Regions from separate parts of the Homo sapiens genome. Here region 2 is linked to region 1. A link is an interaction called in ENCODE POLR2A ChIA-PET data of the cell type or tissue named here. Cell type or tissue: B cell. All regions are shown on one strand. Links, peaks and the distances in the headings refer to the core of each region. The heading gives the core; the rest is flanking DNA.

Evidence for each region. ChIA-PET counts read pairs that join two places held together with the same protein. Peaks named below come from ENCODE experiments on the same cell type or tissue, not always from the same donor. Only the 100,000 strongest peaks of a DNase experiment are listed, where the experiment ranks them.
Region 2: POLR2A ChIA-PET joins it to region 1 with 5 read pairs; 1 of 35 experiments calls an interaction of 5 or more read pairs at or near these places.

What each region holds. Positions count from the first base shown.
Region 1 is chr11:66,086,402-66,095,918 of GRCh38, forward strand. The region is part of intron 1 of PACS1 (phosphofurin acidic cluster sorting protein 1); the gene reads left to right. Among named protein-coding and RNA genes, the nearest start is that of PACS1, 21 kb to the left of the region's middle. In B cell, for the core only: no CTCF peak of the experiment used is centred there; no DNase peak of the experiment used is centred there; H3K27ac peaks cover 548 bases.
Region 2 is chr11:64,349,534-64,352,033 of GRCh38, forward strand. CCDC88B (coiled-coil domain containing 88B) reads left to right here. Exons shown (of 27, transcript NM_032251.6): 16 at 18-135; 17 at 1,627-1,722; 18 at 1,943-2,083. Among named protein-coding and RNA genes, the nearest start is that of RPS6KA4, 8.4 kb to the right of the region's middle. In B cell, for the core only: no CTCF peak of the experiment used is centred there; a DNase peak (open chromatin) is centred at 1,528.

The DNA.
Region 1 (9,517 bases), core at 3,111-5,610:
TGCTGGGATTACAGGCGTGAGCCACCGCGCCCGGCCTGTAAGATCTCTTTAGGTCTAGGCTGAGATAGTTATAAACTGCTTTTTACTTAGATGATGTGTCTGGCAGGGCCAAAGGCCGATTTGTTATGAACCTGATGAAGCTTTTAAGTTTTAGGGCCCTGTACATGCACAGGCTACTTCCAGGGCCCTAATTAGAAAAACAAAAGCAAAAACACCTTTTTTCTTTTCCCTTGAGACAGGGTCTCATTCTGTCCGCCAGGCTGGAGTGTAGTAGTGTGATCTCAGCTCATGGCAACCTCCGCCTCCCAGGCTCAAGTGATTCTCGTGCCTCAGCCTCCTGAGTAGCTGGGATTACAGGCACACACCACCATGCCTGGCCAGTGTTTTAATTTTTTTGTAGAAATGGGGTTTCACCAAGTTGGTCAGGCTGATCTCGAACTCCTGACTTCAAGTGATCCACCCACCTCTGCCTCCCAAAGTGCTGGGATTACAGGCGTGGGGCCGGCCCCAAACACCTTTTGAGCACGTTTTCAGGGCCTTCTGAGGCTGTGTCATGGAAATAAACAAAAAACCTTTTGTTTGGAATGTCATGTACACTCAGAAAAGGACATATATCATAAGCCTAACTTGATAAATTTTCATAAACTGAACATATAAGCAGCACTCACATCAAGAAACAACATTACCAACGCCCCAGAACATTACCATGCCCCCTTCTAATACCACCCCTCCCACTCCACCAACGATAGCTAGTTTCCTAATTTCCAGCAGCACGCATTAGTTTTGCCTGCTTTTGTACTTCACACAGTGGATGAAGTACAAAAGAACACTTGTTTTTTTTTTTTGTTTTTTTTTTTGAGACAGAGTCTTGCTCTGTCGCCTAGGCTGGAGTGCAATGGCACGATCTCTGCTCACTGCAACCTCCGCCTCCCAGGTTCAAGTGATTCTCCTGCCTCAGCATTCCCCTGTAGCTGGGATTACAGGCATGCGCTACCATGCCCCGCTAATTTTTTGTACTTTTAGTAGAGGAAGGGTTTCACCATGTTGGCCAGGCTGGTCTTGAATGCCTGACCTTAGGTGATCCACCTGCCTTGGCCTCCCACAGTGCTGGGATTGCAGGCATGAGCCAGCCAAGAACACTTGTATCTAACTTCTGCTGCTCAACATTATGTTTATGTGATGCATCCACCTTGTTGCATGGAGTTGTAGTGAATGTAATCTTGTTGCTATGTAGTACTGTATTCCATGGTGTGAGTATATCGTAGTTTGTGTACAGTCCGCTGTTGATGGCTATATGGGAGATTTCCAGTTTGGGCTATGCTGAATAGTGCTACTGTGGGCATTCTTGTACATGTCTGTTGGTAGACCAAAGCACTCATTTCTCTGCAGTATATACCTGGGAGTCAGATTGCCGGGCTGTGGGGTATATGGACAGTATATTCAGCTGAGCAATATATGAAAGTTCCTGTTGCTGCACATCTCCACCAACAATTGTTTTTTGGTTTTTTTTTGCCTTTTTCAAGGCAAAGAATTGGGCTGGAGTAAAATGATTTCTCCTATGGCTTTAATTTGCATTTCCCCAATGATGTTGAGCACCTTTTCATGTATTTGTTGGCCGTGTGTGTATCCTCTTTTATGAACTGTCTGTTCAGGTTGATTGCACATTTATCTATTTTGGTTGTCTCTCTGTTTCTTATTTACCTTTAGGAGTTGTTTTTCTCAAAAATATCTTCTCATACTCTGTGTGTTCCTTTTTTACTCTTTATATTTATTTATTTATTTATTTATTTTTATGACGATATCAAGCAACCTTTTTACTCTTTCAGTGGTGTCTTTCAATGAACAGAAATTCTTAATCTTATAATTCAATTTATCAATTTTTTCCTTTGTTTAGTACCTTTTATTTTCTATTTAAGAAATCTTTGCCTACTCTAAGATCATGAAGATGTCCTCTACTGTTTTCTTCTAAAAGTTTTATTGTTTGCCTTCGACATTTAGAGTTCCAGTCCATCTGAAATTGATATTTGTATGTGATGTGAGGTATGGATTAAGACACATTTCCCCTGATACGGATACTCAACCCTGTACCATTTATTTACAAGGTCATCCTTTTCCCACTGCACTGCATTATCACCTTGATCATAAGTCCCATGATATTTTACATGCAGTTCTAATTTTAGGCTTTCTGTTCTGTACCATCGGTCAGTCTGTCCATCCTTGCATCAATGCCGCCCTGTCTCCGTGACTGTATCTTTATAATAGGCCTGTTACGTAGTGTGTCTTCCCGCTTTGTGCTTCTTCATAATTGCCTTAAGGTAGTCTTTGCCTTTTGTGTTTCCTTAGGAATTTTAGAATCAGCTTTTCAGTTTCCTTAAAAACTTCTCTTGGGGGAGAAATTTTATTCAGGATTGCATTGATCTCTATGGATTGATGTGCAGATAATTGAAATCTTTAAAATTGAATCTTTTAATTCATAGACATATGTCCCTTTATTTATTTAGGTCATGGTTTTGCATATTTTAGCATATAAGTATTCTGTACTTTTCTTTAGATGTATTCCTATATATTTGATATTTTTAAACCCTAAAGCTAATTTTGTAATTGTAATTTTGTATGCTTTTTCTTATAGAGGACTCTTTTTTAAGCTGTAGGCCCTACAAAACCTCATTCTATCCCTGGGCAGAATGTTTTCACTCACATGAATGTTGAAAATCATGTGGGAAGCTAGTCATTTCTTAATTGTGCAGGACTCGAAGGTTCCCACAACTGTGGGTCGTAGGATGTTTGGCATTCTTATTTTTCCCACCACTGAATGTCAGTGAATTCTCAATCATTGTGACAACCCCAGAGACATTACCACCACCATCATTCTTTTGAGACTCAATTGTTAAAGACATTTTGCTCTTATTATGACAGTTATTATAGTTCATAAATGTAAGCATGCTTGAATGTCCCCAAGTGCGTGTGATTTTTTTGCAGGAAGAGACCTAAAATAAGTCAACAGTTTCAAGTGTTGCCATTTATTAATACAACCTAGACTTTATAAAAATTAGCAAACAGTTAATCTTTACAGACTTCTGCTTACAAGCTTCCTGGTAGAGTGGATTGAACGCTGGACTTGGAACCAGAAGAATTAAATCCTTCTTTTAGCAATTAGAAACTCTGTGATTTGGGGTCTATGACCTTTTGCAGCTCAATCTTCTCCTCGAAATAGAAATAAGTAAATATAACTATCTAGCTGACTACTCAGAGTTCTTGGGAAGAACAGACGAGACAACTTATAAATGCTTTGTATCTCAGAGCACCATAGAAATGCCATTGGTGGCTGGGCGCGATGGCTCACGTCTGTAATTCCAGCACTTTAGGATGCCAAGGTGGGCAGATCACAAGGTCAGGAGATCGAGACCATCCTGGCTAACACAGTGAAACCCCGTCTCTACTAAAAATACAAAAAATTAGCTGGGTGTGGTGGCGGGCACCTGTAGTCCCAGCTACTCGAGAGGCTGAGGCAGGAGAATGGCGTGAACCCGGGAGGCTGAGCTTGCAGTGAGCCAAGATCGCGCCACTGCACTCCAGCCTGGAGGACAGAGCGAGACTCCATCTCAAAAAAAAAAAAAAAAAAAAGAAATGCCATTGGTATAAATTCAAGTATTTGTTAACTCTTCTTTGCCGGGACTGTGGGCATAATTACCAAGAGGAAACCTCCTAAATAGTTTGGATCCATCCAGTTTGGGGTTCTTTGAACATGGACACTTTAGCCATAACTTACAGAAAGTGGCTTGGCTTGACTTGACTTGGCTTGGCTTGGCTTGGCTTGGCTTTTCTTTTCTTCTTTTCTTTCTCTTCTCTTCTTTTCTCTTCTTTCCTTTCTTTTTTTTTTTTTTTTTTTCAGATAGGGTCTTGCTCTGTTGCCCATGCTGGAGCACAGTGGCATGATCTCAGCTCACTGCAGCCTGAACCTCCCAGGCCCGAGCAATCCTCCCATCTCAGCCTCGGAAGTAGCTGGGACTACAGGCCCGTGCTGCCACACCCAGCTAATTTTGTTTATTTTTTGTAGAGACAAGGTCCCACTGTTGCCCAGGCTGGTGAACTCCTGGACTCAAGTGATCCTCCTGCTTCAGCCTCCCAAAGTGCTGGGATTACAGGCATCAGCCACCGTGCCCTGCCTAAAAGTGGCACCTGTTTTCTAAAAGTGTGTGTATGTAGGAAGGCAACAAGAGCACTGATCTGTTGGGATTCCTGTGTCTTAATTCTGATTTTCTAAATGAAAGTAGGCAAACCACTCACTTTCCAGACCCTTCATTGTCTTACTGCTTAGAAATGCTCTGAGGAGAAAGATAGAATCACTAAAGAGTTTTATGTTCCTCAGTGAAAGGTATCAGATGAATATAGGTGATATATTATTATAATTAGATTTTCTTTCATATAAATGCACGATAACCCTGACTTTCCAGCCAATGGATTGAGAAATCCTTGGCCTGTTAGTGGATAAAAAGATAATGAGAACTTGGAATGTAAGTTGTGAAGAAGGGATACAGTTTTTACAATTTTAATATGGAATATGCCTAATACTAATAAAATATTGAATTTCAATATGATTTCTCCACCCCAGTAAATCTTAGTCTCTTTAATTAGCATTACATTTAGCATACAGATTCTTAGAAAAGACAAATGCTCCTTTTAATTGTGTTTTTGTTTCATTTGAAGTTTCAGCATTTGATTACTTTCCTCCCTGGTTTGTTTTACTTATTTATTTTTTTGAGACAGACTCTCACTCCAGCCCAGGCTGGAGTGCAGTAGTGGATCTCAGATCACTGCAACCTCCGCCTCCCAAGTTAAAGTGATTCTCAGGCCTCAACCTCCCGAGTCTCTAGGATTACAGGTGTGTGCCACCACACCAAGCTAATTTTTGTATTTTTAGTGGAGACGAGGTTTCACCAAGTTGTCCAGTCTGGTCTTGAACTTCTGAGCTCAAGCAGTCCACCCACCTCGGCCTCCCAAAGTGCTAGGATTACAGGCATGAGCCACCACGCCCAGCCTGGTTTTATTTTTTGGTAGTCCAAATTCCCCAGTAGTTTTTTTTCTCATTGTTGTTGTTGTTGTTTTTTTTCTTTTTTTTTTCTTTTATTATTATTATACTTTAAATTTTAGGGTACATGTGCACAATGTGCAGGTTAGTTACATATGTATACATGTGCCATGCTGGTGTGCTGCACCCATTAACTCATCATTTAGCATTAGGTATATCTCCTAAAGCTATCCCTCCCCCCTCCTCCCACCCCACAACAGTCCCCAGAGTGTGATGTTCCCCTTCCTGTGTCCATGTGTTCTCATTGTTCAGTTCCCACCTATGAGCGAGAATATGCAGTGTTTGGTTTTTTGTTGTTGCGATAGTTTACTGAGAATGATGATTTCCAATTTCATCCATGTCCCTACAAAGGACATGAACTCATCATTTTTTATGGCTGCATAGTATTCCATGGTGTATATGTGCCACATTTTCTTAATCCAGTCTATCATTGTTGGACATTTGGGTTGGTTCCAACTCTTTGCTATTGTGAATAGTGCTGCAATAAACATACGTGTGCATATGTTGTTATAGCAGCATGATTTATAGTCCTTTGGGTGTATACCCAGTAATGGGATGGCTGGGTCAAATGGTATTTCTAGTTCTAGATCCCTGAGGAATCGCCACATTGACTTCCACAGTGGTTGAACTAGTTTACAGTCCCACCAACAGTGTAAAAGTGTTCCTATTTCTCCACATCCTCTCCAGCACCTGTTGTTTCTTGACTTTTTAATGATTGCCATTCTAACTGGTGTGAGATGGTATCTCATTGTGGTTTTGATTTGCATTTCTCTGATGGCCAGTGATGGTGAGCATTTTTTCATGTCTTTTTTGGCTGCATAAATGTCTTCTTTTGAGAAGTGTCTGTTCATGTCCTTCGCCCACTTTTTGATGGGGTTGTTGGTTTTTTTCTTGTAAATTTGTTTGAGTTCACTGTAGATTCTGGATATTAGCCCTTTGTCAGATGAGTAGGTTGCGAAAATTCTCTCCCATTTTGTAGGTTGCCTGTTCACTCTGATGGTAGTTTCTTTTGCTGTGCAGAAGCTCTTGAGTTTAATTAGATCCCATTTGTCAATTTTGGCTTTTGTTGCCATTGCTTTTGGTGTTTTAGACATGAAGTCCTTGCCCATGCCTATGTCCTGAATGGTAATGCCTAGGTTTTCTTCTAAGGTTTTTATGGTTTTAGGTCTAACGTTTAAGTCTTTAATCCATCTTGAATTAATTTTTGTATAAGGTGTAAGGAAGGGATCCAGTTTCAGCTTTCTACATATGGCTAGCCAGTTTTCCCAGCACCATTTATTAAATAGAGAATCCTTTCCCCATTGCTTGTTTTTCTCAGGTTTGTCAAAGATCAGATAGTTGTAGATATGCGGCGTTATTTCTGAGGGCTCTGTTCTGTTCCATTGATCTATATCTCTGTTTGGTACCATGCTGTTTCGGTTACTGTAGCCTTATAGTATAGTTTGAAGTCAGGTAGCGTGATGCCTCCAGCTTTGTTCTTTTGGCTTAGGATTGACTTGGTGATGCGGGCCCTTTTTTGGTTCCATATGAACTTTAAAGTAGTTTTTTCCAATTCTGTGAAGAAAGTCATTGGTAGCTTGATGGGGATGGCATTGAATCTATAAATTACCTTGGGCAGTATGGCCATTTTCACGATATTGATTCTTCCTACCCATGAGCATGGAATGTTCTTCTATTTGTTTGTATCCTCTTTTATTTCATTGAGCAGTGGTTTGTAGTTCTCCTTGAAGAGGTCCTTCACGTCCCGTGTAAGTTGGATTCCTAGGTATAAAGAGTCAAGACCCATCAGTGTGCTGTATTCAGGAAACCCATCTCACGTGCAGAGACACACATAGGCTCAAAATAAAAGGATGGAGGAAGATCTACCAAGCAAATGGAAAACAAAAAAAGGCAGGGGTTGCAATCCTAGTCTCTGATAAAACAGACTTTAAACCAACAAAGATCAAAAGAGACAAAGAAGGCCATTACATAATGGTAAAGGGATCAATTCAACAAGAAGAGCTAACTATCCTAAATATATATGCACCCAATACAGGAGCACCCAGATTCATAAAGCAAGTCCTGAGTGACCTACAAAGAGACTTAGACTCCCACACAATAATAATGGGAGACTTTAACACCCCACTGTCAACATTAGACAGATCAACAAGATAGAAAGTTAACAAGGATACCCAGGAATTGAACTCACCTCTGCACCAAGCGGACCTAATAGACATCTACAGAACTCTCCACCCCAAATCAACAGAATATACATTTTTTTCAGCACCACACCACACCTATTCCAAAATTGACCACATAGTTGGAAGTAAAGCTCTCCTCAGCAAATGTAAAAGATCAGACATTATAACAAACTGTCTCTCAGACCACATTGCAATCAAACTAGAACTCAGGATTAAGAATCTCACTCAAAACCACTCAACTACATGGAAACTGAACAACCTGCTCCTGAATGACTACTGGGTACATAACAAAATGAAGGCAGAAATAAAGATGTTCTTTGAAACCAACGAGAACAAAGACACAACATACCAGAATCTCTGGGACGCATTCAAAGCAGTGTGTAGAGGGAAATTTATAGCACTAAATGCCCACAAGAGAAAGCAGGGAAGATCCAAAATTGACACCCTAACATCACAATTAAAAGAACTAGAAAAGCAAGAGCAAACACATTCAAAAGCTAGCAGAAGGCAAGAAATAACTAAAATCAGAGCAGAACTGAAGGAAATAGAGACACAAAAAACCCTTCAAAAATTAATGAATCCAGGAGCTGGTTTTTTGAAAGGATCAACAAAATTGATAGACCGCTAGCAAGACTAATAAAGAAAAAAAGAGAGAAGAATCAAATAGACGCAATAAAAAATGATAAAGGGGATATCACCACCGATCCCACAGAAATACAAACTACCATCAGAGAATACTACAAACACCTCTACGCAAATAAACTAGAAAATCTAGAAGAAATGGATAAATTCCTCGACACATACACCCTCCCAAGACTAAACCAGGAAGAAGTTGAATCTCTGAATAGACCAATAACAGGCTCTGAAATTGTGGCAATAATCAATAGCTTACCAACCAAAAAGAGTCCAGTACCAGATGGATTCACAGCTGAATTCTACCAGAGGTACAAGGAGGAACTGGTACCATTCCTTCTGAAACTATTCCAATCAACAGAAAAGGAGGGAATCCTCCCTAACTCATTTTATGAGGCCAGCATCATCCTGATACCAAAGCCGGGCAGAGACACAACCAAAAAAGAGAATTTTAGACCAATATCCTTGATGAACATCGATGCAAAAATCCTCAATAAAATACTGGCAAACCGAATCCAGCAGCACATCCAAAAGCTTATCCACCATGATCAAGTGGGCTTCATCCCTGGGATGCAAGGCTGGTTCAATATACACAAATCAATAAATGTAATCCAGCATATAAACAGAACCAAAGACAAAAACCACATGATTATCTCAATAGATGCAGAAAAGGCCTTTGACAAAATTCAACAACCCTTCATGCTAAAAACTCTCAATAAATTAGGTATTGATGGGACGTATCTCAAAATAATAAGAGCTATCTATGACAAACCCACAGCCAATATCATACTGAATGGGCAAAAACTGGAAGCATTCCCTTTGAAAACTGGCATAAGACAGGGATGCCCTCTCTCACCACTCCTATTCAACATAGTGTTGGAAGTTCTGGCCAGGGCAATTAGGCAGGAGAAGGAAATAAAGGGTATTCAGTTAGGAAAAGAGGAAGTCAAATTGTCCCTGTTTGCAGATGACATGATTGTATATCTAGAAAACCCCATTGTCTCAGCCCAAAATCTCCTTAAGCTGATAAGCAACTTCAGCAAAGTCTCAGGATACAAAATCAATGTACAAAAATCACAAGCATTCTTACACACCAATAACAGACAAACAGAGAGCCAAATCATGAGTGAACTCCCATTCACAATTGCTTCAAAGAGAATTGTTGTTGTTTTGAGACGGAGACTTACTCTGTTGCCCAGTCTGGAGTGCAGTGATGTGATCTCCACTCACTACGAACTCAATCTCCTGGATTCAAGTGATTCTCCTGCCTCAGCCTCCTGAACAGCAGGGGTTACAGGCACATGCTACCATGCCTGGCTAATTTTTGTATTTTTAGTAGAGACGGAGTTTCACCATGTTGGCCAGGATGGTCTCGAACTCCTGACCTCAAGTGATCCACCCGCCTTGGCCTCCCAAAGTGCTGGGATTACAGGCGTGAGCCACCACGCCCGGCCTCATTATTGCTTTTATTTTTAATCAAAGTTATACATATATTTTAGAGAGTCACGTAGTTTTACAGACTTATTTAGAAAACAATCTTTAGGTATTATCTGGTGAATTCCAGCTGTCGAAAACTGTTTGGCTTTTTCATCAGCACCCACATTTTCCCAATAAG
Region 2 (2,500 bases), core at 1-2,500, 1.7 Mb before region 1:
AAGGATTCTCCTGGCAGGTACCAGGGCTTGGAGCAGCGGCTGGAAGCTGAGCTGCAGGCGGCGGCGACCAGCAAGGAGGAGGCGCTGATGGAGCTCAAGACCAGGGCCCTGCAGCTGGAAGAGGAGCTGTTCCAGGTGATGCCTGCCCGCCTGGGAGCTGGGGGCCATGCCACCCTGCCCTCCATCCCATGAGCAGATGCCAGGGTCATCTGTCCTCCTAGTCTTGCCTCTGGATTCTTGGCTAGCTACTTGCCTCACTCCCCATGTGGGGCCTGTTGGAGAGAGCACTGTGCTGGGAGTCAGGTGGCCGTGTTGACTTATCTGGGGTCTCATTTTCCCCATTCTGCACATGGACAGAACTTCTGCTGTGGATGACTGCTCCGCCTGTCTCACCCGAGGTCCTCCACTGCCTAGGGAGCTCAGTGTTTGGCATCAAGGAAGCCAGCGATGGTTTCTGATACCCAGGCTGTGTGCGGGCTCCACACGGAGGGTGGGGTGGTGGTGGGGCCCAATCCCAGGCTGCCATCCTCAGGGAGCTCACAGGACAGTCAGGATAGAGGCAAGAAAACAGGTGACAATAACTAGGTGCCAGGGGCTGTGAGGAGGCCATGCAGGGGCTTGGGAGGGTGGTACCCAGCAAGATACCCAGCAGGTGCATGCGAGTCTATCAGGGAAGGTTTTGTGGAGAAGGTGGGGTTGAAACAGAGGCTTAGAGAAGGCCCCACACAGCAGCTCATGCCTGTAATCCCAGCACTTTGGGAGGCCAAGGCAGGTGGATCACCTGAGGTCAGGAGTTCGAGACCAGCATGACCAATATGGTGAAACCCCATCTCTACTAAAAATACAAAAATCAGGCCGGGCGTGGTGGCTCACGCCTGTAATCCCAGCACTTTGGGAGGCCGAGGCAGATGGATCATGAGGTCAGGAGATCGAGAGCATCCTGATGAACACCGTGAAACCCCATCTCTACTAAAAATACAACAACAACAACAAAAATTAGCTGTTAGCTGGGCATGGTAGTGGGCGCCTGTAGTCCCAGCTACTCAGGAGGCCGAGGCAGGGGAATTGCTTGAACCTGGGAGGAGGAGGTTGCAGTGAGCCGAGATCACACCACTGCACTCCAGCCCGGGTGACAGAGTGTGACTCCGTCTCAAAAAAACCCAAAAAAACAAAAAAAACCCTAAAAATTAGCCAGGCGTGGTGGCCCACATCTGTAATCCCAGCTACTCGGGAGGCTAAGGCAGGAGAATTGCTTGAACCCGGGAGGCAGAGGTTGCAGTGAGCCCAGATCACACCTCTGCACTCCTGGCTGGGTGGCAGAGTGAGACTCTGTCTCAAAACAAAAACAAAAAACCAAATAGTCTTAGAGGAGTAGTGGGATGGAGAAGTGTTATGAGCAGAAGGCTCTGCCGCAGAGAGACAGAAGTTGAGAAGGGCAGGGTGGTGACGGTGGAGCTTCAGGAACCAGGAGCAGGGACTTGTGGGATCCAAGGGAAGGCATGGGATTGGGGCGGGGTGGACTAGGCTAAATGCTGCTGGCAGGGCAGGTCCATAAGCGCAGGTCCTTGAGGCATCCCCAAGGCACTGCGGCTGTCCCGCATGACCTCCCAGGGACTCTCCTTGCAGCTGCGCCAGGGCCCCGCGGGGCTGGGGCCCAAAAAGCGTGCGGAGCCTCAGCTGGTGGAGACCCAGAATGTGCGGCTTATTGAGGTGGAGCGCAGTGTGAGTGTGGGCCCACAGTGGGCCCTGGGGAGGTGCCCCGTGCAGTGTGAGTGTGGGTCCACGGTGGACCCTGGGCTGGGGGGTATCCCGTGCAGTGTGAGTGTGGACTCACAGTGGGCCCGGGGGTGGGGGTGCCCCATGCAGTGTGAGTGTGGGCCTGTGGTAGGCACTAGGGGGTGCCCCCGCCACCTGGCTATTGCTAACCCCCACTTCTGGGCAGAATGCGATGCTGGTGGCAGAGAAGGCAGCTTTGCAGGGGCAGCTGCAGCACCTGGAGGGGCAGCTGGGGAGCCTGCAGGGCCGTGCCCAGGAGCTGCTGCTGCAGAGCCAGCGGGCGCAGGAGCACAGCAGCCGCCTGCAGGTGGGTGGTGGCCCGGGTGCCCATCCCTGCCCATGTACTGCCCCCTCCTGCTCCTTTTGGATCATCCTGTGGCCTTTTTCTATCCCAGCTCCCAGCCAGCTGCCCCACCTCTTCCCCAGTCTCATTTATCCTTGTCCTCTGACCCCAGCCACCATTTTGCACCATCCTCCCTGCCACTATCTCCTCCTACCTGCCGCCAGCCCCCACATCTACACCCATGTCGCCCTGCGCTCTCACTGTCCCAGCCCTCCCCTCCACAGGGCGCCATTAGTCCCATTCTGCCCTGTGCCCCTTCCGGACAGCCTGGCCCAGCCAGCCTCTGCCGCCTCTCCCCTGCTCACCATCAGCCTCTGGCTGGGGCTTGTACTGCCTGCTGTGCCCCCAGCCCTTTGCCTCCTCCACAACTCTCTCATTGTC